2 separate regions of the Mus musculus genome follow, and region 2 is linked to region 1. A link is a loop called in an ENCODE intact Hi-C map of the cell type or tissue named here. Cell type or tissue: heart. All regions are shown on one strand. Each heading gives the region's core, and the rest is flanking DNA. Links, peaks and the distances in the headings are about the cores only.

Region 1 (5,383 bases), core at 86-5,085:
ACAGAGAATTCTTTTCAAATAATCTTATTTGATCAACTAAATCTCATTATACTTTTAGTGTACATTATTAACATCTTTGGTGTGTGTGTGTGTGTGTGTCTGTGTGTGTGCACGTGCTTAAAGCCTTGGCCTTCAGCTGGCCAAGCTGATGGTAAATCTCTAGAAGGTGTCATTGCGCAACTGGTCAAGGTCACTGTCCTGGGTGAAGTGGATTTTATTTGTGGTTCTGTATTGTGTGCACCAGGCTGCGAACTCCAGGCAGAACACATTGACTGCAGCCTCCTCTTCCAAACCTCATTTTCTCTCCTTCCTGGGGTGCAAGCTCCCCAAAGTGTGATTAATCCACCTATTGATTGCCTCCTGCCATAGTGAGGGTGAGATATGGCTAGCAATCGGTGCCAGGCTGCTGATGTGACTGGACTGCTTAACCACGAGGTGAGAAGAGACAAGTATGAGCCTGCGCCTTCCAACCCTGTACACACAGAGGGGGCACAATAGCTTTGTTTCCCACATGCTTTGCAAAATGATCGTGCTCATCAAAATGCAGCTGATTCTTTTTCAAATGAATTATAATGTATACTCCCTGCTATCTCAATTGGCTTCACAAAGGTCTAATAAAAGTTTGTGGATGAAAGGAAAGAAGATGAAAAAAAAAAGAGAGAAAGTAACAGGATAGAAATCTCCTGGAAATGGAACTAAACATGAGTGTGCTGCTTTGATTAAAGCAGCCTGGGCAGATGTAATGGATGACCCAAAGCTTGCCAGCAAAAAGGATTAGAATAGTAAGAAGGCATTTACCTAATATTCAGAGGCAGTGTGGCAGGAGAAAGGTAAGGTGAAGATAAGCTGAGGGAGTCGGCAAAGACCCCAGAGAGAAATGGCGCTTCTGCTCATACATGAATGGGGTAAACCAGAAGTCTGGAGGCTCAGCTCAACACCAGCAAGTTTTGACCAGTAAATAGAAAAATTAGCTAGCCAGGGATTGGTAAGGCTTTCTCTTCTCTTTCTGCTCCAGCCCAAGAGGAAGCCAAGTGGGTATGCCTAGCTAAGCAGGTGCCATGTTTTCTTTCATTCTGCCCCTTATATTTGGAAGAACCTTATGTCCAGGCACATTGTTCCTCTTGTCTCAGGAACTCCTATCATGAGGGAGCAGAAAGGTAACTGGGACCTCATAACACCTTCTGTTTCCCATAAAGCTTTCAAGGCATCCAGATAGGAAAACAAAAAACAAAAAAACCCCAGGAACTATTCATCCATAGGTAGTCTAATGCCTAGTGATTTTTCTACAGGGAGGGTAAAAGTGCTGTTTTTGAGGCCGTTTTTCAAGACTCTCCACCTCGTAGCTCTCATGTATCTAACCATGGGAAGAGGAGGCAAAGAAGCAAGAAGAACAGCTAGGAGAGGCTGGTCCCAATCCAGCTGGTGGCAATGGGAGGGAATGAAATAAAGGAAGGACATGAAGATGTGAGTCAGAGGAATAAGCCATGGCCCAGAGAAATTCTCCAGAGAACAGATAGCTTGTTCTAAATGGGTTGCAGGTAGAGCCGAATGTTTCACACACTCAAGGAGCAGAAGAAAAAAAATGTTAATTAAACCATTTGCTCTTTCTAGCAGGAGTTGAGAGTTCAGCAACCCTGTAAAACAAGAAAACAGAGAGCAGTTCCAGACTACAGAGGGAAAAGTCATGTAAAATCCAAGAGGAAAATGAAGCCAAGAGTCACATGGAAATAACTTATGACACCAGCCTGATAGAAACGAAACTACTTAAGTAGCTTTAAGCCATCAGCCGACAAAGGCAATGCTATCTGTGTGTGGTGACGAGCAAATGATTGTCCACAGTGTGAGTTTTCCTATTTTGTTTGGCATCAAAATGAAATTGGGATAAAGAAGAATGTGATTTGAAAATGGCCAAGAATGAATAAATGAAGTTTCCCTGAAGAAACGCCAGTGTTTCCACATCGAGAGCATAATCTCTGATAGAAATATTATTTCATATTGTCTTTATTAATAAGTATAAGAGGTTTGCTTGATGATGCAAATTGCAGATGCTTTAAAATAGGGCTGAAATGTCAACACTCAGCTGATCGCAATGTCCCCAAAGAGGTTAAACATGAGGGGCAGGAAATGATAAAACAAGCCTAAATTTGGCTACATGAAAAGTACATCTGGGAAAAAAATAATTCAAAAAGCAGATATCCATTGGGCCAAAAAAATCTGGACCACACTGTTGCCAAAGGAGACCCAGGTGCGAAGTCGGATGGTAAATTAGGTGCAAGTTTAAAAATACAAGAGGGCAGCCCAAAGCCATTCAATCCTGGCCTGCCTCATCTGATAAAGAGACCCCATCCAATCACAGGAAAAGATCAAGTCCGCCTCCACCTTCCCAATTTGCAGACTATTTACAAAGGAAATTCAATCTGTTTATTGCTTTGGTTTTAGTTAGTAGGGATAAAACAAAACGCAGTCATTTACCAGAGTGTAAGCCTTGACTGTTAACTCCAGTTCATGGCCTGTGATTTTTAGAGAAAGAACTACGCCACAGTGATTCACATACAGTAGCTTCATTCGTTCGTATTTTAACATGTGTGGCTGCTATTTCCTTATTCTTTCATTGTAGTACTCTTCCAGGTAAGTGGCTAGCTAGTCAATACAGCCAATCTCTGCTCTACATGCTAAGCAGCTGGGGCATGGTTACCAAAGCCATTCAAGAAAGCCAGTCACTGGTCTCTTTCTCTCTGGCATTTTGTCCATTACAAGGACATTTTCTTTCCAAATGACTTAGGGTTTTGAGAGACATTAAAGGGAATTGGAGGATTGTCACTAATGCTACTACAGGATCAAGGGAGCATTCACAGATAACTCATGAGTCAGGTAAAGTATGCAGCTTAAGGTACCAATGTTTAAAAATTAATTAATATATAAACATCCTCAAATAATGTTAACGGGAAGGTTCAGGACCTTGCTGGTTACCCTTTGTGTTTCCTTCCTAATATTCCTATGAAGTAGTGAGGATCATTATGGACATTTCAATGCTAAGGTTTCTTAAGGTTTATATTCAACCTGTCTAAAAACCTTGACAAAAAGGGAGGCAGGAAACGGAAACAAATGTTACAGCAACACAGAAATTAGTTTATGACTCCTTCAACTTTCTTTCATAACTCATCAGTCACACTCAGAAGATGGAAATGCTTCTAGAACATGATTTTACCCAACTGTCATTGCTCAACTTTAAACAGATCTGTGTTCTGTGTGTGTGTGTGTGTGTGTGTGTGTGTGTGTGTGTGTGTGTGTGCGTGCGTGCATGTAGGCTCTTGGACACAGCTGAGGTCCTTGACTGATGTGAATGTTCAAAAGCTCTTCCCAAAACTATGATTGTCTTTTGACCTTGATTAGAGTATGTAGTTAGTGGGGTCTTTGTTTGTGACAAACTCATTTCAATCACATTGACTGAGTGACAACTCATTATTGCAAATTAAGTAAGGGATAGTTTGTGATTTGGATTTTAGTGAGGGGTGGTAAATTTTATAGTGTATATAATTTGGAATATGTCTGCATCTCAGCCCATATGTGGAAATCTGCCCGGGTGCTTATTATTATGCTTATCTGCAAATGACCAGATGGCCTTCCCCAAATGTAGAGAACCATTTAGTGCCATTTTAAACCATTAAGGCTATTAACTCTGACTTGAGATAATCCTGTGCCCAAAGGGAACTAGTTTTGCTGTCCCTCAAAGTCATCAAATGTAATTAAATGCCATATTGAGGAGTAGGCATTAATGGATTAAGGAGCCAGCTTGTCAACCAGTTATGAGTCAACCAAGCAGAGGGAGAATATTGGAATACATTTTAAAAAGATGTATTAGGTCCAGTATTGGCTAAGCAGCTATAACAAAAGATACCAAGAATATGACTCAAAAATAATTAATTTTCCATCAAATTGAACATTTTCCATCAAAGTAAACAAAGAACCAAAAAAAAAAAAAAAAAAAACCCAAAACAATGTCAGGTAAAACACCCAGTATAAACAGCTTTGCTCTTTAAGATTAACTAGGGACCCCTTTTCCTTCTACCATGTTGCTCTGACATCTATTATGACATCCTTACTCACTTGGCTGAACCTTTCTTGGCTGCATATCTACATTCTAGTTAGCCAAAAGGAAATGTCTATGAGAGAAAATGAAACACAGCAAATGATCTTGAGTGAACTCATTGGTAAAACAGTGACTTCTATTTACAATCTCCTGCCAAACTTAACCATTTGATTACTAATTGCAGGGAAGCTAGTGAGTAGAGACTCCTAGTGTGTTTGTGTGCTCAACAACAGCTCGCCAGGCTGATTTCCACCTCCAAAACAAGAACAACGAATGAATGGAAAAGTTTCTCCCACTGTTTTCTGTTTCCATAAGCTATAAGAGCCAGAATGATAACTGGACCACTGTCATTATAAGGGGGGCAGGGAGCTCCAAAGAAAACCACAGAAAGTAATGACCAATTCTGTGTGAGTGGAACCAGAGCACTTACTCTGTCCTGAAAATCGCAAGCTTTCTTGTATTCGTGGAATTCTTTAATTTCTATGTTAATGCTAACTCCAAACATAGTACAAATCCTTCAAGAAGATACCTATAGCCCTTCCGCTCGACTCGAGACTCGAGCCCCGGGCTACCTTGCCAGCAGAGTCTTGCCCAACACCCGCAAGGGTCCACACGGGACTCCCCACGGGACCCTAAGACCTCTGGTGAGTGGATCACAGTGCCTGCCCCAATCCAATCGCGCGGAACTTGAGACTGCGGTACATAGGGAAGCAGGCTACCCGGGCCTGATCTGGGGCACAAGTCCCTTCCGCTCGACTCGAGACTCGAGCCCCGGGCTACCTTGACAGCAGAGTCTTGCCCAACACCCGCAAGGGCCCACACGGGACTCCCCACGGGACCCTAAGACCTCTGGTGAGTGGAACACAGCGCCTACCCCAATCCAATCGCGTGGAACTTGAGACTGCGGTACATAGGGAAGCAGGCTACCTGGGCTTGATCTGGGGCACAAACCCCTTCCACTCCACTCAAGCCCCGGCTACCTTGCCAGCTGAGTCGCCTGACACCCGCAAGGGCCCACACAGGATTCCACACGTGATCCTAAGACCTCTAGTGAGTGGAACACAACTTCTGCCAGGAGTCTGGTTCGAACACCAGATATCTGGGTACCTGCCTTGCAAGAAGAGAGCTTGCCTGCAGAGAATACTCTGCCCACTGAAACTAAGGAGAGTGCTACCCTCCAGGTCTGCTCATAGAGGCTAACAGAGTCACCTGAAGAACAAGCTCTTAACAGTGACAACTAAAACAGCTAGCTTCAGAGATTACCAGATGGCGAAAGGCAAACTTAAGAATCCT
Region 2 (5,383 bases), core at 184-5,183, 70 kb after region 1:
TTGGTCCTTCAGGGTTATCAGTATTAGAAACCCAGAACTTGTGGATGTGTTCTTAGGAAAGGAGACTTTGTGAGTGTGCCTAAATTAAGGACTAGGAAACTATCCTAGATCGTTCATGGGCAACCATTGTAATTCAAAGCCACCATCACAACTGGCCTGATAAGCTTTGTCTACCAGTGCATTAGTGGCACAAATATAGTGGGGTAGTCACTTTCTGGTTATATTTAAGTCCCACTCCAGGACAGAACTAGGCATGGGTTCTTTGGATGGGTATGACCTAGGGTAGAGCATACTTCTATTATTTTGCTAAGTGGACATAGACCACACTGTCTTCTAAATATTTATCTTTAAATAACCTAAAGATTAATAAAGCTCAACTCCCCTCAGAAGAAGCTTATTTTTATAATGAATAGTGGTTGCATTGCAGAGACGCACAACTGATTACAGCGCAGAGAATACCTGACTGTGGTGTGGTCAGCTTCAATGGTACATCTATATCACACCTTCTCCTTTCACGTCTCAGGGCTCACCATGGACAAAGAAGCAGAAAGACTGAGCACCAGGGCTGGGGAGGAATGGTGCGAAGCAGTACCTTTGGCAAGGGACAGGGACATATATGACCTATGACCGCACAGTGGCCATTGTTGCCTGCACAAAACCTACACAAATAAAGCTGGAAAGGGGCATTATAAGAAAAAGGCAAGACAGGGAAAGTCTAGAAACAGGCTATAGTAAAAAGCCGGAGATTAAGGAGAACAATGTGAAGATGAAGAAAGAGGCTAAGTCAAGGCAGCCTTTGTAGGCTGGGCAAGATAAAGAATTGGATTTCTCTGCAAAGCCTCCCAAGGGAGCTGGTTCACTGACTTCCTGAACTTTGGAAGAGTGGATTTGCATTGTTTACAGCCACGGTGTTTGTCACATGTTATTGCTGCATTGACCAAAAGACAACACAGACTGGGGTACTTAACAGAACACACAATATAGTTGTTTATTTTTATGCTTCCCTCTTGATAGCCAATGCATTTTTGAGGGTAGAAATCCTATCATTCTTATTTTTCTATTCTGAGCTCTAAAGATTTGCTGGCACGTGATGGGTATAAGATGCAGACAAGTAGATGAGCATATTGAATTGTCCAAAGGAAATACAAGAGTTTAGTGGCCAAGTGACTTGCTAATGCTTCACAGTAATAGAAAAATCACCCAAATGTTAATGTTTCCCTAGGGTATGTATTCACCATGACAAATTTTTCACTGAGAATGCAAAACCAAAATGATTTAAATGTTATTCCTGCTGTTTTATATGTAACCACAACACATAAATCTAAACTCCTAAGTAGAGGCTGTGTTTATTTATTTATTTTAAGCATGTTACTTGTGATTCCATAAGGAAAGAAAAATTTAAGCATTGGCAGTCTATGTTACATTATACAGTTTTCCTTGGAGCCCTTTCAATGATTCGATGTTAATGCAAAGTAGTCCAGATTCTTAGAAGTAAAAATATTGTGTGTGGTTCATCTGTTTGTTTTAAATGGTCTCTCTAAACAAAACCTACGCTTTGCTGACTTATCATGTCAGAGGGCATGGATGTGTCAATTTATACATCACAAAAATGGGAAGGGGGCAGGAAGGGACGGACAAGACAGCTGCTTTATCCCTTCAGATGGAAGGTACAACCAAAAGTCCACTGTCCCTCCCTGAGTGCCCTTGCAGGCCCTGAGAAGGAACGAGAGCATGTTTTTGAGCTAATGTCCTTGGGGAAAGTGCAAACATAACTGTGACTGCCATTTAAGCCACAGATGGCCATGGTGTCTATCTCTGTGTGGCCAGCTGTTAACTGTTCTCTCTCTCTCTCTCTCTCTCTCTCTCTCTCTCTCTCTCTCTCTCTCGTCTATCTCTGTGTGGCCAGCTGTTAACTGTTCTCTCTCTCTCTCTCTCTCTCTCTCTCTCTCTCCCTCCCTCCCTCCCTCCATCCGTGTCCCTTCCTTCTCTCTCTCTCTCTCTCTCTCTCTCTCTCTCTCTCTCTCTCTCTCTCTCTCCTCTCTCTGTAACAAGAGTGTTTGTAACACCTGCCCATGAGCTGCAAGTTTCACTGAAAGAGAAAGGCCCACAGTTGCCCTCTGGGTATGTGTTCATATTCAGAGCCTCAGACTCATGTGACTCTAGGAAGAACTCAGTATTTTAAGCTTTAAAATTATACTTTTTTTATCAGAAAGAAAATCCATATTTAAATCTCATTTATATTTGATGATACAAAATCTTAAGGAACAATCAATTCGCAGTAGTGAAGGGCAAAATGGAAGACAAATGAAAGGCATGTTTCCACAACTGTTCCTTCAGTCCACCAAGGACATCAGACATGGCCCACACCAGGGGACAGTGAGAAGCAGCAAACACAAGTAATAATTTTAGCAAATGTAATTGTTCAGGCACATCTCCTATCCATGTAAGTGGCTCATTCAGGTCTCAGCTCACAGATTAGCCCTGTCTCTTCTGGACAAGCACTCTCACACGACGCCTCTACTGTCACGGTCATACAGTGTTAATGTTTTTCACAGTCCTTATTTCAATATGTTTTTTTTCACATTTGTTTGCTTGCTTGTATGCTGTCTTCTCTCCCCCATCAGGAAGGAAATTACCTAAGAGCAGAAGGGCTTATCTGCTTCCCCACACATATCCCAAGTGTCTAGAACAAAACTCAGTGGGACTTTCCCTGGCATTTGGGCCTATATTCATGAAATGAAAAACTTCAGCCTTTTGTCTATAATTAATATAACACAGAAAAAAACACACACAAAACAAAATCGGCAAGGGGTCAAGCTTGTAAACAATAGAATTTATGACAAATAAAAATAGCTGAAGGAGTCATCCCTTCTGTAACAATGAAAATTCAAAAGTGGATTTCAGATAAAATAAACTTGCTTGGAGCAACTGACAAGGACTAAAACTACCTATGGGATAATGTTTCCTTAACTAGAAAGTAACAGGCGAGTGAAATATTTTTAACAAAAATTTTATGTGTAAAATTTGACCCTGGACAATTATACTCAGGAGAATGAGAGTCATAAGAGGGAACTCATAATAGCAGAAGGTATAATAGGCAACATTTGATATGTTTGTGGAAGAAACCTGATGGATAAATTGAATCATCATCATAAAATTCATGAGAAAGGATTGATTTTGAAAACAATTTTGGTTAAATGAAAATGGAAAAAAAAGTGGAAATTGTTTAAGTGCTTTATATAGAGAAATTGATCAAATAATAAAATTCGCTTAACATGATTTGATTCAAAAATACTTTCCTGGCCACAGTGGTATAATTATGATTAAAAAGATTGTGTTTATAAACAAAGATTTCATATTTTTTGTGGCCAAAGATGTATGATAAAAATTCTTACAATCTGGCCACATAGACAGCTATAGACCAAGATACACAATAATGCATTCACTTGGGGACCGTAAGCAATTATGTAACGTGCTGAGACTAAAAGATTCCATTCTACATGCATCATGGGTAGCTTCCTTCGAAGCAGGATGCTACTGTCCAGTTTTCAACCCTGGGCAACTCAACTCCTTCTCTTGGTCTTCTACATGTTCAAAGGGTGGTTTAATTATAGATTCAGGCCAAATTCTACCATACATACCTGAAAAAGAAAAAAAAATGAGTTATGAGGATGGTAGTGAAAGCGTTGAGGCATAGGAGCTCATGGGCTAACCTCTGAGATCCTGATATTTAAGGGCTAAGAAGGAGATAACCTTCTTGGAGGAAAGACAAAGAAATAACAGTCTAGGATAGTGCAATGTAAGAGACTGTGAAGACCTGAGGATATTTGAAAGGAAAAAGAAAATTCCATTGGGAAATAATGTCAGGAGCAAAAAGAAAACTCTTGGGTCTGGCTAGAAGGCCAGTTTTGAAATGGAGACGATGACCGTGGGACACACAGGAGAAGAGGGTCACTGACAGGAGAAGACTGGGAGGTTGAGAAGCAAGTCTCTTGGTCAATTTTTTTTCTAGTTTCCTGGTAACTAATATTGCTCGTGAGGACCCACAGACAGTAGAGCGAATTTATTGTCTATCCAACCCTTCAGTGGGGCACGTATATGACATCAGGGTGACCAGAGCCTGTGATTACATTTCTGATGCGATTCTACTCTTTATTCTACCTTTGCTTCTCTTTAGATATTGTCTTCTGTTCTAGCTTTTCACTTAGGCTTTTCTTATGATTGCACCCCGTGGCTTTGCACATCTGGGAAATGTCTAGAAGTAAATATCTACACTAGCTCAGGGGAATAAGGGACCATGCCTTAAAGCCAAGGAAAAGGTAAATGAGAGGGTCTGGGGAGGACAGTCTCAGTATCCTTAGAAAAGAAATCAATAGTATCCACTGCTAGAAAAGATGGCTCTGTGTGTGTGTGTGTGTGTGTGTGTGTGTGTGTGTGTGTGTGTGTGTGTGACTACAACTGACTACAAGCTAAAAGTCTTTTTAAAGAACCATAATTTTAATCTTCCATTTTTAATTGATATTTTATTTGTTTACATTCGAAATGTTATCCCCTTTCCTAGTTTCCGCTTTGAAAAACCCCATACCCCATACCCCCTCCCCTTGCTTCTATGAGGGTGCTCACCCACTCACCCACCTTTATGCCCTAGCGTTCATCTACACTAGGGCATCAAACCTTCACAGGACCAAGGGCCTCCCCTCCTACTGATGCCAGATAAGTCCCCTTCAGCTCCTTCAGTCCTTCCCCTAACTCCTCCATTGGGGTTCCTGTGTTCAGTCAATGGTTGGCTGTGAGCATCTGCATCTGTATTGGTCAGCATCAGGCAGAGCCTCTCAGGAGACAGCTAAATCAGGCTCCTGTCAACAACACTTCTTGGCATCAGCAATAGTGTTTGGGTTTGATGTTTGCATGTGAGATAGATCCTCAGGTGGGCAGTCTCTGGATGGCCTTTTCTTCAGTCTCTGATCTCCTCTTTGTCCCTGTATTTTCTTTAGACAGGAGCAATTCTGGGTTAACATTTTTGAAATGAGTGAGTGGCCTCATCCCTTAACCTGGGGGCCATGCCTAATCTCTGGATATGGTCTCTACAGGTTCTCCCTCCCCTATGTAGGGTATTTCAGCTAATGTCATCCCTGTGGGGTCCTGGGAGGCTCTTGCTTTCCTGGTATTTGGGACTTTCTTGTTGCTACCCCCAGTTCCCCATCCCCCATTTCTACATACCTCTGTTCAATTTCTTGACCCTCTGTACATCTCCTCCATTTCTTCCTATACCTGATTCTCCCCCCCCCCCACTTCCTCCCAAGTCCCTCCCACCCTCTACTTCCCTTGATTATTTTGTTCCCCTTCTAAGAAGGACAGAAGCATCCACTTTTTGGTCTTCCTT

Evidence for each region. Peaks named below come from ENCODE experiments on the same cell type or tissue, not always from the same donor. Only the 100,000 strongest peaks of a DNase experiment are listed, where the experiment ranks them.
Region 2: a loop joins it to region 1, with 4 times the contacts of the local background. A loop is called at or near these places in 5 of 42 quality-filtered maps.

The regions. Positions count from the first base shown.
Region 1 is chr1:61,204,934-61,210,316 of GRCm38, forward strand. No RefSeq gene overlaps it. Among named protein-coding and RNA genes, the nearest start is that of 9530026F06Rik, 170 kb to the right of the region's middle. In heart, for the core only: no CTCF peak of the experiment used is centred there; a DNase peak (open chromatin) is centred at 2,258.
Region 2 is chr1:61,274,859-61,280,241 of GRCm38, forward strand. No RefSeq gene overlaps it. Among named protein-coding and RNA genes, the nearest start is that of 9530026F06Rik, 100 kb to the right of the region's middle. In heart, for the core only: no CTCF peak of the experiment used is centred there; a DNase peak (open chromatin) is centred at 2,523.